Regions from separate parts of the Mus musculus genome. Here region 1 is linked to region 2. Evidence: chromatin loops called from intact Hi-C (ENCODE). Cell type or tissue: left cerebral cortex. All regions are shown on one strand. Links, peaks and the distances in the headings refer to the core of each region. The heading gives the core; the rest is flanking DNA. Region 1 has its middle 23 kb from the start of Gm23902. Region 2 has its middle 98 kb from the start of Gm23056.

Region 1 (8,338 bases), core at 178-8,177, 320 kb before region 2:
ACACTGTCGCTCTCTTCAGACACACCAGATGAGGGTATTGGATCCCATTACAGATGGTTGTGAGCCACATGTGGTTGCTGGGATTTGAATTTAGGACCTATGGAAGAGCAGTCAGTGCTCTTAACCGCTGAGCCATCTCTCCAGCCCCACCCCCATTTTCATTTATTAATGTGCACGTGTGTTTGTGTGGTGGAAGGAGGACTTCTGGGAATTGGTTCTCTCCTTCCACCATGCGAGGGTCTCAGGGATGGAACTCTGGTGGTCAGGCTTGGCAGCAAACTCCTTTACCCACTAATCCATAGTGCTAGCCCCAAAGTAACTTTTAATTGAGTGGAAGCTTTCTTTTATTTAACTTCCTATAACTTATCTCATAGAAAAGGGTCTTTGCTTTATTGATTCAGTGACCAAAGAGCTAATTAAAGATAACTGCCTCCGAGAAGGCATGAATTAAATACTATCTTCTTTCCAACTGCATTGGTCTCATCAAGCTGTTTAAAAATTGCACCACCAGAGGAACGTGCAATTTCCCCTTGCAATTCAAAGTTCCGTTGAACTACTTTGAGGAACCAAGTCTACAAACTAGGGTAATTTTGGAGCCTTGTGAGAGAGGTGTGAGTGGGATGGTGTCTCCCCTGGAAACAGGAGAAGTGGAACCAGAAGCCGCACTCGTAGCCTATCATTTAATTAAAGGAAGTGATCCCAGTTGAAAGACCTGACATATATGGAGACTGGAAGAGACAGGTCCTTCCTCTTGGAGAAGGAGGGGAAAGAGAGAGGGGGGGAGGGCCAAGATGAAGAACAGTTCCGTGTATTGTGTGGGTGACTCTTGTTGCATCTTCAGCTCTGAACTTTGGGTCATTGATAGCCCCATTCCAAAATCCTCATTCAACTGTTGAAGCCCGAGCCTGACTCCTGTACAGAGCTCACACTGAAGCACTCACAGTGCTACCAAGGCTGAAATGAGCAAGCAGAGGGAGGGGGAGACTGACTCCAACCCACAGGGAATCACTGCATTGCTCTGTATGTAGTGCACAACCCTTCCCAGAGAGATCTTCCCTGGCAGCATGCATGGGCTCACTCTTGGTTTTTGCTGTGCCTTTGGTTTGCACCCAGTTGTTCCTCCCCTGCTTCCTCAAATCCTATATAGATCCCTCCCATGGCTTCTCTTGGCATTAGTCTGTTGGCTTATCAAAGAACAAGCTACCAAAGTGTTGTGTTAACAGTATGTATGACTTCTGAGCCCAGGGCTGTAGCTCAGCTGGTAGAGTGTTGCATGGAAAGCAGAAAGCCCTGGGTTAGATCCCCAGTACTTCATAGAACTGGGCTTTGTAGTGCACGCCTGTGATCCTAGTACTCAGAAGATGGAAATGGGAAGATCAGAAATTCAAGGTCATCCTCAACTATATAAAATCTGAGATCAGCCGACAAGAATAGGTAGATAGAGAATCTGAGGCCAACTTGGGCTAAATAGCGGACCCCATTTTAAAGAAAACAAACAAACAAACAAACAAACAAATCCAAACCACAGTTCTGGGGGCTGAGGATGTAGTTGTGGTAGAATATCTCTGCCTGTTGTGGATAAGGCTTTATATGGGGCCCTAGGTTCTAGCCTCAGCAACACAAAGGGAGAAAGTCTATATTTACACATAAGTCCGCCTGGAACTAGAGGTACTAGACGTATGAACTTGGGGCAACTTACTTCACTGTGCCTCAGTATTCATACACACTGAGTAGCTCCCTCCTAGAGTTGTTGTACATGAGTTAATGTGTCTGGAATACAACTGCAGTGTTAGCCATCATATTATTATAAATCTATTTCATTAGAACACAGAATTCTGGAAGGTAGGGCAAGTTTTCTATCTAATAATAAAATAGTAGGTGTTTATCTAATCCTATGAGATAGTTATGGGCTTGGGTTTAGTCTTACGATCCCTGATTATTTATTTCCTTATTTATTCAATTACTCAACAATGTTTGTTTTAGATGAGGTCTCACTGTTTTGCTCAGGCTGGCCCTGAACTTGCCATTCTCCTCCAGTAGGCTCCTGGGCTTTGGAATTAAAGCGTACGCGGCATCACTGCTAGCTCAGTGAGTGCACTGTTTGTTCGTTCGTTTGTTTATATGGGGTCTTAAAACTCCTAGGCTGGCCTGGAATTCATCTTGATAACATTGGCCCTCTGACCCTCTGTTCTCCAGTTCTGGGGTTACAGGGGTAGCCATCACACCAGGTTGATGTGGTACTAGGAACCAAACCTAGGGATTCACGAATTCTAGGCAAGCATACAACGCAACTGAGATTTGTTATCAGCCCAGCATATTCATCTTAAACATCTACTAGGTACCCAGTTCTTGCTAAATGCTGGGTATGGATTGCAGACCATAAGGAGAAGACCTGTACCTTTGGGAATTGACTGGTAGAGATTGTCATAAAGTAATTAACTAAAGAAAAAAGTTATCATTTATAATTTGTCTTAAGTATATTGAAGAATAAATTTGAGAGATATGAAGGGAAAGAGTCTTTGGTTTCTCTGAAGTCCCATATCTCATTACATGGAAAAAAATATTTAAAGGTAAAGATAATGTGTGGATGTACTCTCCAGGTTATGGTTAATAAATGAAAGGGATCAAGTCAGAGGTATCCTTAAAGCTGATCTTTTGCTGATTCTTCTTAAGCCTTACACATAATGTCTTACAACTATGAGAGAGGCTAGCCCATTTGGTTAGTTAATGGGATCAATGTCAGAGGTCAGCGTGGGTCAGAGAGCTTTCTTCCTTTGTCTGGTTATACTGCACTCTCAACCTCAATGATCTTACAGATGTGAGTGTGTGCTCACAGGTCTCAGTCTCAGTGATCTTACAGATGTGAGTGTGTGCTCACAGGTCTCAGTCTCAATGATCTTACAGATGTGAGTGTGTGCTCACAGGTCTCAGTCTCAGTGATCTTACAGATGTGAGTGTGTGCTCACAGGTCTCAGTCTCAGTGATCTTACAGATGTGAGTGTGTGCTCACAGGTCTCAGTCTCAGTGATCTTATAGATGTGAGTGTGTGCTCACAGGTCTCAGTCTCAGTGATCTTACAGATGTGAGTGTGTGCTCACAGGTCTCAGTCTCAGTGATCTTACAGATGTGAGTGTGTGCTCACAGGTCTCAGTCTCAGTGATCTTACAGATGTGAGTGTGTGCTCACAGGTCTCAGTCTCAGTGATCTTACAGATGTGAGTGTGTGCTCACGGAAAGAGAATATGGATAGAGGAGTTCCAAACCTGCCTCAGACATGAGCATTACTGGTCACAGGCCTCCCCTGGCATCTATCTCATGATAGAATGCAGAGTGTTCTTGTTCTGTCTTAGGAGAGGAACTCTGCTTCCATTTTTGGCCAATGTAGCCATTACTCTGTATAATTATTATTTTTTTTCCATTTGAAAATATGGAAATCAGTAGACAGGCAGATGGGTCAGTAGGGAAAAGCACTTGCCTTGCAACCTAGAGAACCCGAGTTCAATCCTCAGAAATCACTTTAAAGGCTGGGGCATGAAGATACAGGTCATATCTGGGGAGGTGAAGACAGGGTAACCAATCAGCATAGCCTAAATGGATGAGCCTCAGGGTCAGTGTGTGGCTCTGTCTCAAAAAACAAAGTGGAGAGCCATCAAGGAATACACTTAGCCTTCGGTGTCCACATGTACAAGGAAGTGCACACACACACACACACACACACCTAACTCTTAGTTGTCCAAGGGCACAACGTGTTAGAGCTATTTACTATTTAAGAAGCTTCATTATTTTTAAGCTGTCAGCAAAAGCCCCTACCCCCTCTTAAATGTTATGGAGAGTATAAAGAAAATTTTAATATGAACTGCTCCAAGAGATGGATCTAGTTCCATATGGTGCAGACTGGGGATGTAGCTCAGTTGGTTGGATGCTTGCCTAGCATTCACAAAGTCCTGGATTTCATCCTCAGCACCACACAAATTGGTGTGATGACACACTCATACAAACCCAGAGCTTGGGAAGTGCATGAAATTTTATAGGTCATTCTGGATTCGTGGTGAATTCAAAATCAGCCTGAACCACACAAGACTGTCTCAAATACACACACTTGAGCTCTCTCTCTCTCTCTCTCTCTCTCTCTCTCTCTCTCTCCCTCCCTCCCTCTTTCTCTCCCCCCCCCTCTCTCACACACACACACACACTCATTATAATGCAAAATATCATCAAAACACAGAAAACCTTTTCTATTTTGGAGGATCCCACTTCTATGATGAGCATAGAAGAAATCGCTTAGTCTTCGGATTTATGTTTAGTAACAAAGGAACTTCTTTTCTATTCTCCTGTGACACGTCTGTGAAACTTGTATTGACTCTCAGATGATCAAGAGCTTGGAGCTGCCAGAGACAGCACTTCTCCACAGACATTTCCTTAGTGTGAAGTCATGAGAATCAAAATTGATGGGAAACCTCTTCCAATTGCCAAGAGTCTTATAAGAAGGAGACTAAAAGTGTGATGATCTTTATCACTTAACAAGAAGATGCATTTCTATGACCATAGGATGCTGGGAAGCATGCTACAACAACAACAACAACAACTGCTTCATTTCCTTTTTTTTCAGTCCTTTGGTCAGGTCTATATCATAAAATTAAGATTTTTTTAGATGACTAATGTAATTAACAGACATGTCCAACTACAGGGAACTATATATGTCACTTCATAAAACAAGACTATATTAATTAAGAATTTTGAACAAGAGCCAACTATTAGAGTACAGTTTTGAATACTGAATGTGTATACTCCAGCCCTTTTCATGACATGAAATTTTTATCATGCATTATAAATACCAGTGGGTTTCATCATGACATTTTCATACATGTGCTGAATGTATTGTGGTCATAGTCACAGGCATCTTATCTTTTCTTGTTCCTCTCCTACTCCTGTGGATCCCTCTTTTCTTCTTAACTGGTCTCCTACTACCACATCTTGTGTGTGTGTGTGTGTGTGTGTGTGTGTGTGTGTGTGTGTGTTCCAATGAGCTTCAATGGGCACACAGGTGGGGGAGGAGATTCTGGGTGACTTTTCAGTGGTTAAACCACCTAAGAAAACATCTCTCTCTCCTTTCCCCAGTAACTTTTACTGGTCTTGGTAAGGCATTACATCCAAGTTAGAGGCAGAGCCAGGATACAAACCCAAATTTCCCACTTTTCCCAGATGTACCTCCCGCCTCGGATGCTTTTAGGTAGACATCGGGGCAGATGAACGACGATTTAAGGTCTGTGCCCAGATTTATTTCTCAGTTTATTGCAGTAGTCAGTCAATCAATGAATACTCAATTAGCTTCTACTGTGTACCTGGCACTGTTTTACATAATGTAAAGTAATTTAATAGTTACTTATTGGTTCAGATTTTCTGTCAGTGAACTCCTGGGGTGGGGGTAGGGGAGTGGTGAGCTGGGTGGGGGCTTTGTGCTGTGGAGTTAACCCTTGCAGGTTCACTTGATGGCTTTCATTCTTTAGATGAGATTGGGAGTGTTCAGGGTGCTGTGGCCTTAGACAGTGCTTTTATTTTTAAGTCTCATGGGTTGGGGAGAAAGACAGAAAGATGAAGAAAGCACATTGGTGCTATGGTGCATGTGTGGCAGTGACAGGCAGTCACAAGATAGCTTTAGCTCTCTGTTTTTCACCTTGTTGGAGTCTCTCTCTCCCCGTTTTTTTGAGACAGCGTTTCTCTGTGTAGCCCTGGCTGTCCTGGAACTCATTTTGTACACTAGGCTGGCCTCGAACTGAGAAATCCGCCTGCCTCTGCCTCCCAAGTGCTGGGATTAAAGGAGTGCGCCACCACTGCCCGGCTTGACTGGTTGCTTCTTATTTGTGGCTGCTATACAACAGGCTACCTCAAGCTTCCAGGAATTCTCCTGTCTCCACTTCCCATCTCACTGCAGGAGCACTGGGATTAGGCATGCATGGCTTTATGTAGGTTCTGGGGATCCGAACTCAGGACTTCAAGTTTGTGTGCAGGAGTTTCACCCAGTGAACTGTCTTCCTAGCGCCTCGAGAACCTTTGCTTATAACGAGCTTCTGTCCATTGGAACTCTCTGCTCCTCTTGCCTCTCTTGTCTCACATCCTCCACATGGAGCAGTGGCCAAGAGCCTTTCCTCAGAGCCTCTTACATCATTTCTTCTCTTTCCCCAGCTGCTTGTCTTGAGGGCCCTGTTTCCCCACTGCCACCTCTGGTCTGTGGTTGAGGCTTGGGGTCCTCCCACAAGGGATCCCCCATAACACTGACATCATCTCGCCTTTTCTGAAAAGCAGAGTTGTTCTGTTTTGCTCCTCTAAGTTTGCTAGGCCACTGCCATCGCCACCCGTTGGCTTTTCTACAATCTCTTGGTCTAGGTTCTTTCAAACCTTGCATGATCAGTGGTTTTATGTTTTGCTTTTGTTTTCTCTTTTCTTTTGGATGGGGTCTCTTGTGCCTAGGAAGGCCTCTGGAAGATGATCTTGAACTCCTGATCCTCCTCCTTCCTCTTCCTTCTCCTCCTCCTCCTCCTCCTCCTCCTCCTCCTCCACCTCCTCCTCCTCCTCCTCCTCCTCCTCCTCCTCCTCCTCCTCCTCCTCCTCCTCCTCCTCTTTCTCCTTCTCCTCCTCTCAACTGGGATTACAGGTGTATACCACTATGTCCACTTTAGGCCTGTGCTAAAGATGGAGCCCAGGCTTTTGTGCATGCTACTAGTCAAGCACTCTACCAACTAAGCCACATGTCTAGTCCCCTGATATTCTTGATCACAGTTTTTTTTTTTCCATTTTATTCGCTCTATATACGGTTGCTAAGTCTCTCTTCCTAGGGTGTGGTCGTCTGTAGGCATATACTACCTGCCTGGGATTTGTACCTCAAATCCTCCAGGCCACTAATAAATACTTCATTTCTCTCTTTCACCTGTCTTACACATGTAAAAGCTGGATGAAGTCAGGTGTGACGGGCACACCTGTAATCCCAGCATTTGGGAGCTTGTGGAAGGAAGACGCAAGCTTGAGGCTAGTCTGAGCTACGCAGTGAGACACTGAAAATAAAACAAACAAAAACAAAACAAAGCAAAAAAAACAAAAAACCAAGGCAGATTGTTGTACGCCTTTAGTCCCAGACCTTGGGTGTCAGAGGCAGGTGAATCTTTGAGTTCGAGGCCAGCATGGCCTACAAAGTTCCAGGATAGCCAGGGCTATACTAACAGACCTTGTCTCTAAAAACAAAAATAGAAATGCAAATAAACAAAGAAAAAATAAAAAAAAAACCCAAAAGGTAGGGTGCTGGAGAGATGGCTCTATGGTTAAGAGCACTTGCCGCTTTTACAGAGGACCAGAGTTGTGTTCTAGTCAGCCCATTAGGAGGCTCACGAGTACCCATGAATCCAGCCCCAGATCATCTTCTGACCTCTATTGTCTGACACACAGCAATACTTACTTGGGCATATGCATACATACGTACATACATACACATACATACATACATACATACATACATACATACATACATATATACACATACACAGAGAGCAAGATAAATCTTTTCAAAAGGTTGAACACATATGTCTCTAAAATCATCTTTCAAAGCTCCACATAGGCAAAATGTCGAAACTAGTTGCGGCGGGGGTGGGGTGGGGTGGGGTGGGGTGGGGTGGGGGGGCGATGTTTTGAAAGTTTAGCAATTAGTGAGAAAAATTCTCAGCTATAAGTGATTTTATTTTCACCTAGTAGTTATCATTATTTAATGCATTCTGGCTTTATATTATTATTTTTAGCCAAATAGAAAATAGCTCTGTGGGAGGGAAAAGGCAATGCTTTGCTTCTCTTCAGCCCCACCCACCTGCCTCAGATGGGCTGTGATCCCTCCGTCATCCTGGCTCACTCTCAGCACTGGGTAGAGCCACTGCCAACGGTGGTGCATCTGGCACAGCATTGACAAATATTTGGATTTCATACCTAACTGGCTGATATGGCAGCTGCTGTTTGAAGTAGAACTGGTTAAAAAGTTAAATGGCTAGTGAGATCACTCTCTTGATAACATGTTTTCCTTGAAGCAAGCATGAGGACATGTGTTCAATCAAAAAAAAAAAAAAAAAAAAAAAAAAAAAAAAAGGAAGAAGAAGAAGCTGGGTGTAGGATCTAGAGCTTGCAATCCCAGCACTGGGGAGGCAGCAACAGGCAGATCCCTACGGCTTGATAGCCAGCCTGCCTAGTTTACGTGGTACACTCCACAGCAGTGAGAGACCCTGTCGGAAAAACAGGATGGATAACATCTGGGAAAGGACAGCTGAGGCTGTCCTCTGGTCTTCACATACATACATACATACATA
Region 2 (8,338 bases), core at 226-8,225:
AAACATAACTGATGAGCTCAAAGTCCCAGTGGGAGACCACCTTTTCAAAAACAGACCAGATAGATCTGGAAGAATACCATGAGTTTGATCTCTGGCTTCCACATGGATGTACATACACATGCATTCATACCTGCACGAATGCATACACATTCATTCTCCCATACATGTGCAATTGCACAAAAGCTTAGTTTGTGATTTTTATTATTTGTGATTTTTATTTTTATTTTTATTTTTTTTATTTTTTATTTTTTTTATTTTTTATTTATTTTATTTTATTTTATTTTATTTTTTATTATTATTTTTATTATTGCTGTTAGGTGTGTAGGGTTTCCCCCTTATCTTGGTGTCTGTACTAATTACTTCAGATGTTTCTGCTGTTAGGTACGTAGGGTTCCCCTGTCTTGGTGTCTGTATTAATTGCTTTAGATGTTTCTGAAGCAAACTACCTGTCAAAAGCAACTTAAGGAAGGAAGGTTTTATTTCTTAGAGTACAGCATCTCTTAGTGGTCCCAGCGGAAGGAGTGACTGGGACTGTCTGCATCCAGCTTCTGTTTACTAGCTTCTCATCAACACAGCTAGTAAAGGGACAAAGGGACAAGTGGACACTCATGCCATTTCCTACCAGGTACGATACATGACCATGTGTAAAGATGCTATTTCTATAAAATATAGTATCTAGCTTGGGTATGGGCCTTGTTAAAATTCAGGGCTCCTTTCAAAGATGAAGAGGATGAAGACTGGTCTACAGCCATATTCTCAGTTAGAAGACTTTTACCAAATTATTTTCCAAAATGAGTTCCATCAAAATTGTATGGACATGTTGGTTTAACAAGCATTTGTTGGAGACCACTTACTGTACAAAACCTCTAGACACCTGTTCTAATTTCATTCCTGTTGCCGTGATACAATATCTTGACCAAAAGCAACATAGGGAGGAAGGATTATTTTCTGCTTACGACTCTTAAGTTACAGTCTGTCATTTCAGAGAATGACTGGCAGGAACTCAAGAAGCTAGCCACATCACATCCATAGTCAAGAGCAGAGAGAAATGAATGTACCCATTTTACCTATTTGCTTAATACTCATCTAGCCCCTTACAATTCTTATGCACCCCAAAACTAGGGAATGGTGCCGCCCACAGTAGGCAGGGCCCTCCTATATCAACTAGCGACCAAGACAACCGACTATCTCTATAGACACGCTTACAAGCATGCCAACCAGGTCTAGACAATTCCTCAATTGAAACACTCTTCCCAAATGATTATAGGTTGTGTCAAGTTAACAGTTAAGAATAACTGGCGCAACAGCATAGGGATACTGATGTAAATGATGTGAAGGGTGGTTTAGTACACTGGAAACAGCTGGAGAAAGGGTGGTGGGGTCCCCACACAGCCCTTGAAGATCCTGCATATTATTGGTGAAAACAGAGCTACATAGGGCTTTCCCTCCTCTCAGAACAGCATTACTCATCAACTCACGGTTTCTTTGTTTCGTTCTCTCTCTTTTTCCTAATACTAGATCTTATGTAGCCAAGATCAGTCTCAAGTTAACTCTATAACCAAACCTTGAACCTAAGATCCTCCTGTCTCCACTTACTTCCTACATAGTACATTACTATGTTGTGTTTTATCCAGTATAGTAGAGATGGAATCCAGGGTTTTGTTCATGCCAGACAAGTACCTTGTTAACTGAACTATACCCCCTAGCTCCTTGATGGTCCCTGCTCAAGAGAAAATTTACACTTGACTCTTAAAGCCATTGTAGCCAGCCCTTTAACCTTTTTACTAAATTTTCTACTGTCAACAAATAGCACAATGGTAGGAGGCTTGAAATATGTTTCCTTTTCCTGATCTTTAGTAGAGCATTGCTGGGTTCAGTGAAAGACTTGAAGGAGGGGCAGGAAAAGACAAGTTCTATGTGCCAGTGGTGTCAAAGGCTATTTATAAGTTCATTGAATGTAGCTCTTCCAGCTGTGTGTGTGGGGGGGGGGGGTAAAAGGCTTTCACCCTGTACAACCCTTGAGGAAAGCCAGGTCTTAGTTTTGTCTATACATGGACACAATAGTAAACACTTCTAAACCAAAAAGCACCTCTCAGGTTCCTTTGGCACACATTCTATGAGTTGGTGAAGGGAAGGAATCAGTAGAGTGTATGGACAAATGGCTACATGAAATGATGTCATATGATGATGTAAGACTGTGCCTGCCTCAAGGTTTTGACTATCAAAGACACTTTGCCAAAGTTACCAAGATAAGCAATGCTCTTTTGCCTTTCCCAAGATTTTCTTCTCTCTGCCATTCCCCACCAGCACCACAATACTGTTTGCTCTCTTCTCTCTAAACCATCTTCTGTGTGGTGATATCTCACATTCTCAGATTTGTTTTCTCCTACTATTAACAATATGCATCCTGTCCCCAACATCCACCCCTCTGTTTTAAGTGCAGGGATCTTTGTGCATTCAAGGCAAATAGCTACTTAATTTCTTCTTCTACATTTTCTGGAATTTATGCCTGATTCCTTTTCAGTCCTCCATTTTCCATCTCTTAATCTACCTTTCTATCCTTTTTTATCTGCCACATAAAGCACTAATCCATATATATAATATATACCCATTATATATTTACCTACCCAATATACATATCCATTCATCCATCTTACCTATATCATTCATCCATCCACCCTACAACCAACTTTTATCCATCCATCCATCCATCCATCCATCCATCCATCCATCCATCCATCCATCCATCCTTCATCCACCCACATAACCACCTATTCAACCATCTGCCAACCATCAGCCAACCATCTATCCATCTAATCCATCTAACCAATCATCTTACCCACCTATACAAACACCTACCTATTTGCAGGAATGATTTGTCTTTAACAACCTTAATATTAAACTTTCCTCGGTTGAAAGAGTTTCTGGTATGATCCCAGGCTAACACGGTAGGTGTTTAGAGAGAACATATGGTAGATTTAATTATCTTCTGTTCTCTAATCTCAGAGCTAGCTAGGATAGATCTACAATGTCAGGATAAAAAGCAGACTTGAAGATGGCTCCCTCCGCTCAGCGTGCAGTCACTTCTCCTGACAACAACCAGAGTGTGATGTAACCTGCGTCTGTGGCAACAGAGGCCCAACCAGTGCGGTTGGAAAGCCCAGGTCTGAGCAGGTGTGAGCTCTGCAAGGCTTCTGCCCTGGGTCCAGCCGCTGACCTCCTCTTGGGGAGTTTTGGTGGCAGCTTCATCTGTGGTCAGGCCCCTGGGATTGTGGGTCTGGTCTTTCCTGTCATTACTTTCACTCTGAAGAAACAGTCTCTCAGAGAACTCAGTCGGCCTGGGAAAAACTAGCTCCTGTCTCAGAGACTGATTTAATCGCTTTGGGTAGAGGCTGGTCTTGAGGCAAAACAGTCCTTCTCACGTCAAACATGTCGGACATGTCAACCCACAGTTTCTCCACGTACATCTTGGGCTTTCTCAGTTTGGGTGTCTCGGCATCACCGGCACAGTCAGCCCACGAGGTGTCTGGTTGGCTTAGGTCTAGATGTGTCAGTCACTCTGGGCTTGGTGCCACCCCGGCTCAGGGTATAATCAAAATCTGCAGCTTAGTGGGACATCCTCCTGTTCCGGGTGACTCACTGTGACAGCTGGTAGAACTTTTGTTTATAACAGCACTGCCTACTCACACTGTCACCTCAACTCCTACAAGCCACTTCACAGGTGGCCTAACTTTTGGAGCAAATAACACTTTTTTCCCCCAACTGTTGCTCTTTTGTCTTTTTTTTCTAAAGTTACCTAAACAAAATTAAGCCACGAGAGTCCATTAATAAAAGGTTTCTATAACAAAATTATTGGCACACTGCAAGGGGCTACAGAGGAGAGTAGGAAGATCAATATTAGCTAGGATAAAATAGCAGGGCAGGCATTACTCAGGGGAAATTTGCTCTTAAGTCTGAAGGGAATATAGATTTGCACCTGGGCAGTCAATGTTAGAATATGATGAACTGTGTATTAGAATCAGTGGGCTGGTAATTATTTCAGGCGACTTCAGAGACTCTAAATGTGCTTGAAATAAAAAAAAAAAAAAACTAATGAACAAAAGCCTTGGCCAGATCCTTTCAGAAACCAGGAGCCAGATCGAAACCAGAAATTTAATTTTTGGTTTTGCACAAATAGAAACCAGAAACTAAGGGACACGGATCTATCAGATGACAAAAAGACAAAGAGTGTTTGGTTCATCCCTGGATGCCTTCAAGGCTACTGAAGTGGCCGATGGCTGCCTCAGGGCGGGAGGGAGTGGAGGATAAGAACGAAGAGCAGCCTTCTAGATGGGTGGCTAATGTGAAGCTATTGCTCTTCTTTTAGGCTCCGTCTTTTCTGGTCTCTTGGAAGCTTCAGAAGAATATGAGAATGGTTATGGAGCACAACAGAGTCTGGCCTAAGCGCTTCAATGTAGTAGGTGACAGTTGGCTCTCTGTCTTTGTCACAGGAGCAATTAACCTGCAGGCTGATGCAGCAGTGTAACAATCTGGCCATTGCTGGAGCAGTACACCGGCCTTGATACCGTTTGCCGGTTGTTGAGGTAGTGATCTTTTGATGCCTCTAGATGGCTCTCTGTGAGGAAACTTGTTCAGCCGCAGCTGTAGCTCTATAGTTGTAGCTCTCAGGATCCCAGGGATATGGAAGGGAACAAGAGGGGAGAGAAAAGGAATTCCCAGGTAAAAAATAATGTATAAGACACATGGGCATACAGGTTACCTGCTTGTACATAAACACACATGTACCGACACACACAAACACGCACATACCTATAGGCACATAAACACAACACATGTACCTACATGCACACAAATGCACACAAAGTATGGGCTGCAGGAGGCATTGGGTGAAGAGGCTAGCTATACAAATGATTGTATTTTTCTCTTGTTTGCTTGGTTTTTATCCACAGACATTACTTTCTCATATTTCATCATATCTCCAAAATTGTATGAGAGAGAGAGAGAGAGAGAGAAAGAGAGAGAACACCTTGGCTGTCATTCCTCAAGCATTGACCAACTTGGATTTTGAGACAAGGTGTCTGACATTTAAAAAAAAAACAAGGTATACTTTGAATTGATTTATTTTAATCTTGTGCGTGTGGGTTGGATTGGATTTCCTCAGACTGGAGTTACAGATGGTTGTGAGCTGCCGCATGGATGCTGGGAATCAAACCCTGGTCCTCTGCAAGAGTAGCGAGTGTTCTTAACCGACTGAGCCAACTCTCCAGCCAGTTTGCTCACTTTTTAACCTGAAACTCTCTGATTTGGCTGGTATGTCTGTCTGTCCAGCAAACCTCAGGAGTCTACCTTTCTCTTCCTCCTCAGTCCTAGGACTATAAGGGTGCACCACTAAGTGTGACTTTTAATGTACGTGCTGGACATCAGACTCAAGTCTGCAAGCTTGGACAGCCAGTACCTTGAAGATTGAACCATCTCCCTATCTCCCGGGAGAGCTTTGGACACAAAACATGATTGACAATCTAAGTCCCAGAAACCTCAGGAGCAAGTGGCAGGCCAGAGTGGCTGCCTCTGTTGCTTCTCTCTGGGTGGGAGGGGTATGGAGATTTCAAACACAGTTCTTTGTTCTCTTGTATGTTTTCTGAATCTTACAAAGGCGTATTTTCCTTGACTATAAAACAATAAATGCCAATAAAAATACCCAATGAAACAAAAGCATAGGTCTGAGTTGGGCCACAAGGGCCAGGGTGAATAGAAGGGGTCCCCGTGGTTCTCTAAGGGCCCTAGCAGGGCACATAAAGTAGCCAGTACCAGCACGTCTCAAGGAGGCAGCCTACAGCTAAAGCTTTGCAATCCAGCCCAGTTAGGGCTAGCCTTCCCAGAGGGCCATGTCCCTGTCTCAGCAGGACAGCTTGCAAAGGCTTCCTTTGGGGACTGAGGGAAGTGTGTCTGGAGCTGACTAAATGCATTAATGCTTTAGGGCTTCCTTGCTTTGTGTAGGAAATGGATTTATTTAAAGAAAAAAAAATCAACAATCACAACTCTAAACCTCAAACCATTTTCCTTGTGCCAGGGAGTTTCCCTCTAGTAAAAGACTCCTTTTGTGAGGCCCCAGATAAAAGGAATAATCCCTCTCCTGTTTGCCTTTGGCATAGATGTGGGGTTTTTCACTTGGGTGGTTTGGGAGTCTATGAGAAACCTGACAGGCAAAAACATATCCTGGAACTTGTGGCCAAGTTTGGTGGCTGGCAGTGTCATCCTTCACTGGAAGGACAGCCCAGACCAGCTGTAGGCTAAGCCTGGGTCCTAGAGCTTACATGCAGGCACTGAACCTCCTGCCAGAATGTCCTCCTACAGAGGCACAGGGCTCCCTCTCTGTGTCCTTTACACATGTGTTCAAAGGTCGCTTGTCCTTATATGAGGCCTCCCTTATTGAGAGGGTCATGTAAGGCCTGAGAACATGTGCTCAGACTCTCAGAACACGGGTAAAGCTGGACACTGTAGGGCATGTATCTAGAATTCCAACACTTCTAAAGAGGTGGGAGGCAAAGGCAGGGGGATCCCCTAAATGTTGCTAGCCAGATCACCCCCTGTCCCACACAACAGTGATGAGACCCTGTCTCAAGCAAGGTGAAAGGTGAGGACTGATCTCTGTTTGTTCTCTATGGCATGTGTGTATCTGTATTCCACACACACACACATACATATACATGTATATGTATACACATACATATACATAAACACTGAGACAGACAGACACAGAGACAGAGACAGACACAGACAAACATACACCCACACATACATTGGGCCACCTTTCTTCCCTGGCTGGTACTGGGTACGGTGGTACACATCTGTCTTCCCTGGCTGGTACTGGGTATGGTGGTACACATCTGTCTTCCCTGGCTGGTACTGGGTACGGTGGTACACATCTGTAATTCTAGCTCCTGGGGAATCGATGATGGGGGATCAAGAGTTCAATGTAACCCTCAGCCACATAACAAGAACTCAAGACCACACTGGGCTACACGAGACCTTGTCTCAAAACATAAAATAAGTATATAAATACATGTAAATAAAAAAGTCAGAAAGTTGCCCATCATTTTCATAGTAATAAAGATAAAATCAGTGCACGATTGTAGATAGAGTGAGTCAAAGACCCCAGCCGCAGGCTTCCTGTTGTGTTATTTTTTCAGGTTTGTGGGATGTAGAGGGCTTCTTTCATATAAGGAAGGCACTCCTGGGGGGGGCGGGGCTTAGCGCTTATTGGGTGGCTCTTACTGGGAGGGGAGGTTTCTAGTCTTTTCCATTCGCTAGCTCTAAAATCTCATTTTACAGTACATTTTATTCTCACATAACAGTCTCTGCTCCTTGAATGCTATTAACCAACTTTAATGTGTGTATTTGGTAATGTGTGAAATATCCCGGCATGTCCACAGGGATCAGTAAAGCACAGCCATGAAGCTGTGGCTGAGCAGATGGAGAAGCGCCCAGCAAATGGGGCTGCTCCTGTGTCTCTGCTCTCATGACCACCAATGACACTGGTTGTGTCATTTTCCTGCTGCAGAATGGGTTCTTTTCTGTCTGTGGTGTGGCGTGGGGTGTGATTTAGAGATGTGGTCCTTAGGATCTCTAGGCAGATACAACTTCCTGGATAGTAACGGAGAATGAGAGAGAGAGAGACAGAGAGAGAGACAGAGAGAGAGAGAGAGAGGGAGAGAGAGAGAGAGAGACAGAGAGAGAGACAGAGAGACAGAGAGACAGAGAGACAGAGAGACAGAGAGAGAGAAGCCTGGATAACTGATAGGAGCTAGTGTGGACATGGATAGGGTGTGGTAACAAAGGCAGATGAGAAGGAGGAAGAGGCAAAAGGGTGATAATCATGGAGGTGGAGAATTTTTAGGGAAGGTAGACCCAGAGCCCCGGCTTTAGCATCACAAACTGTAACTCCATTGATTATCGGTGATGTGTGAAGGTTCCTTAGTTTGTCTGAGACTTAGTTCCATCATGTATAAAACGGGGTTAGGTAGGGCTGGAAGATGGCTCAGTTGGGGGAAAAATGTTTGCTGGGCAAGCAGGAGGAGCTGAGTAGGAGCCTCGGAAACCATGTGGAAAAGCTGGGCCCTGTAATGTGTTCTCAAAATCTCAGTGCAGGGTAGAAAGAGACAAAAGGACCCCTGGTATTTAATGGCCAGCCAGCCTAGCTTATTTGGTGAATTGCAGGCCAGGGAGAGACCTGTCTCACAACAAACAAGGTGGATGGTACCTGAGGACACCTGAGGTTCTCGTCTACAGGGAAACACTCATATGTGCGCATGTGCACACACATATATATATACACACA

Evidence for each region. Peaks named below come from ENCODE experiments on the same cell type or tissue, not always from the same donor. Only the 100,000 strongest peaks of a DNase experiment are listed, where the experiment ranks them.
Region 1: a loop joins it to region 2, with 7 times the contacts of the local background. A loop is called at or near these places in 2 of 42 quality-filtered maps.

What each region holds. Positions count from the first base shown.
Region 1 is chr1:128,463,081-128,471,418 of GRCm38, forward strand. No RefSeq gene overlaps it. Among named protein-coding and RNA genes, the nearest start is that of Gm23902, 23 kb to the right of the region's middle. In left cerebral cortex, for the core only: no CTCF peak of the experiment used is centred there; DNase peaks (open chromatin) are centred at 615, 3,950 and 4,362.
Region 2 is chr1:128,783,869-128,792,206 of GRCm38, forward strand. No RefSeq gene overlaps it. Among named protein-coding and RNA genes, the nearest start is that of Gm23056, 98 kb to the right of the region's middle. In left cerebral cortex, for the core only: a CTCF peak has its summit at 4,593 (motif pointing right); DNase peaks (open chromatin) are centred at 3,585 and 4,532.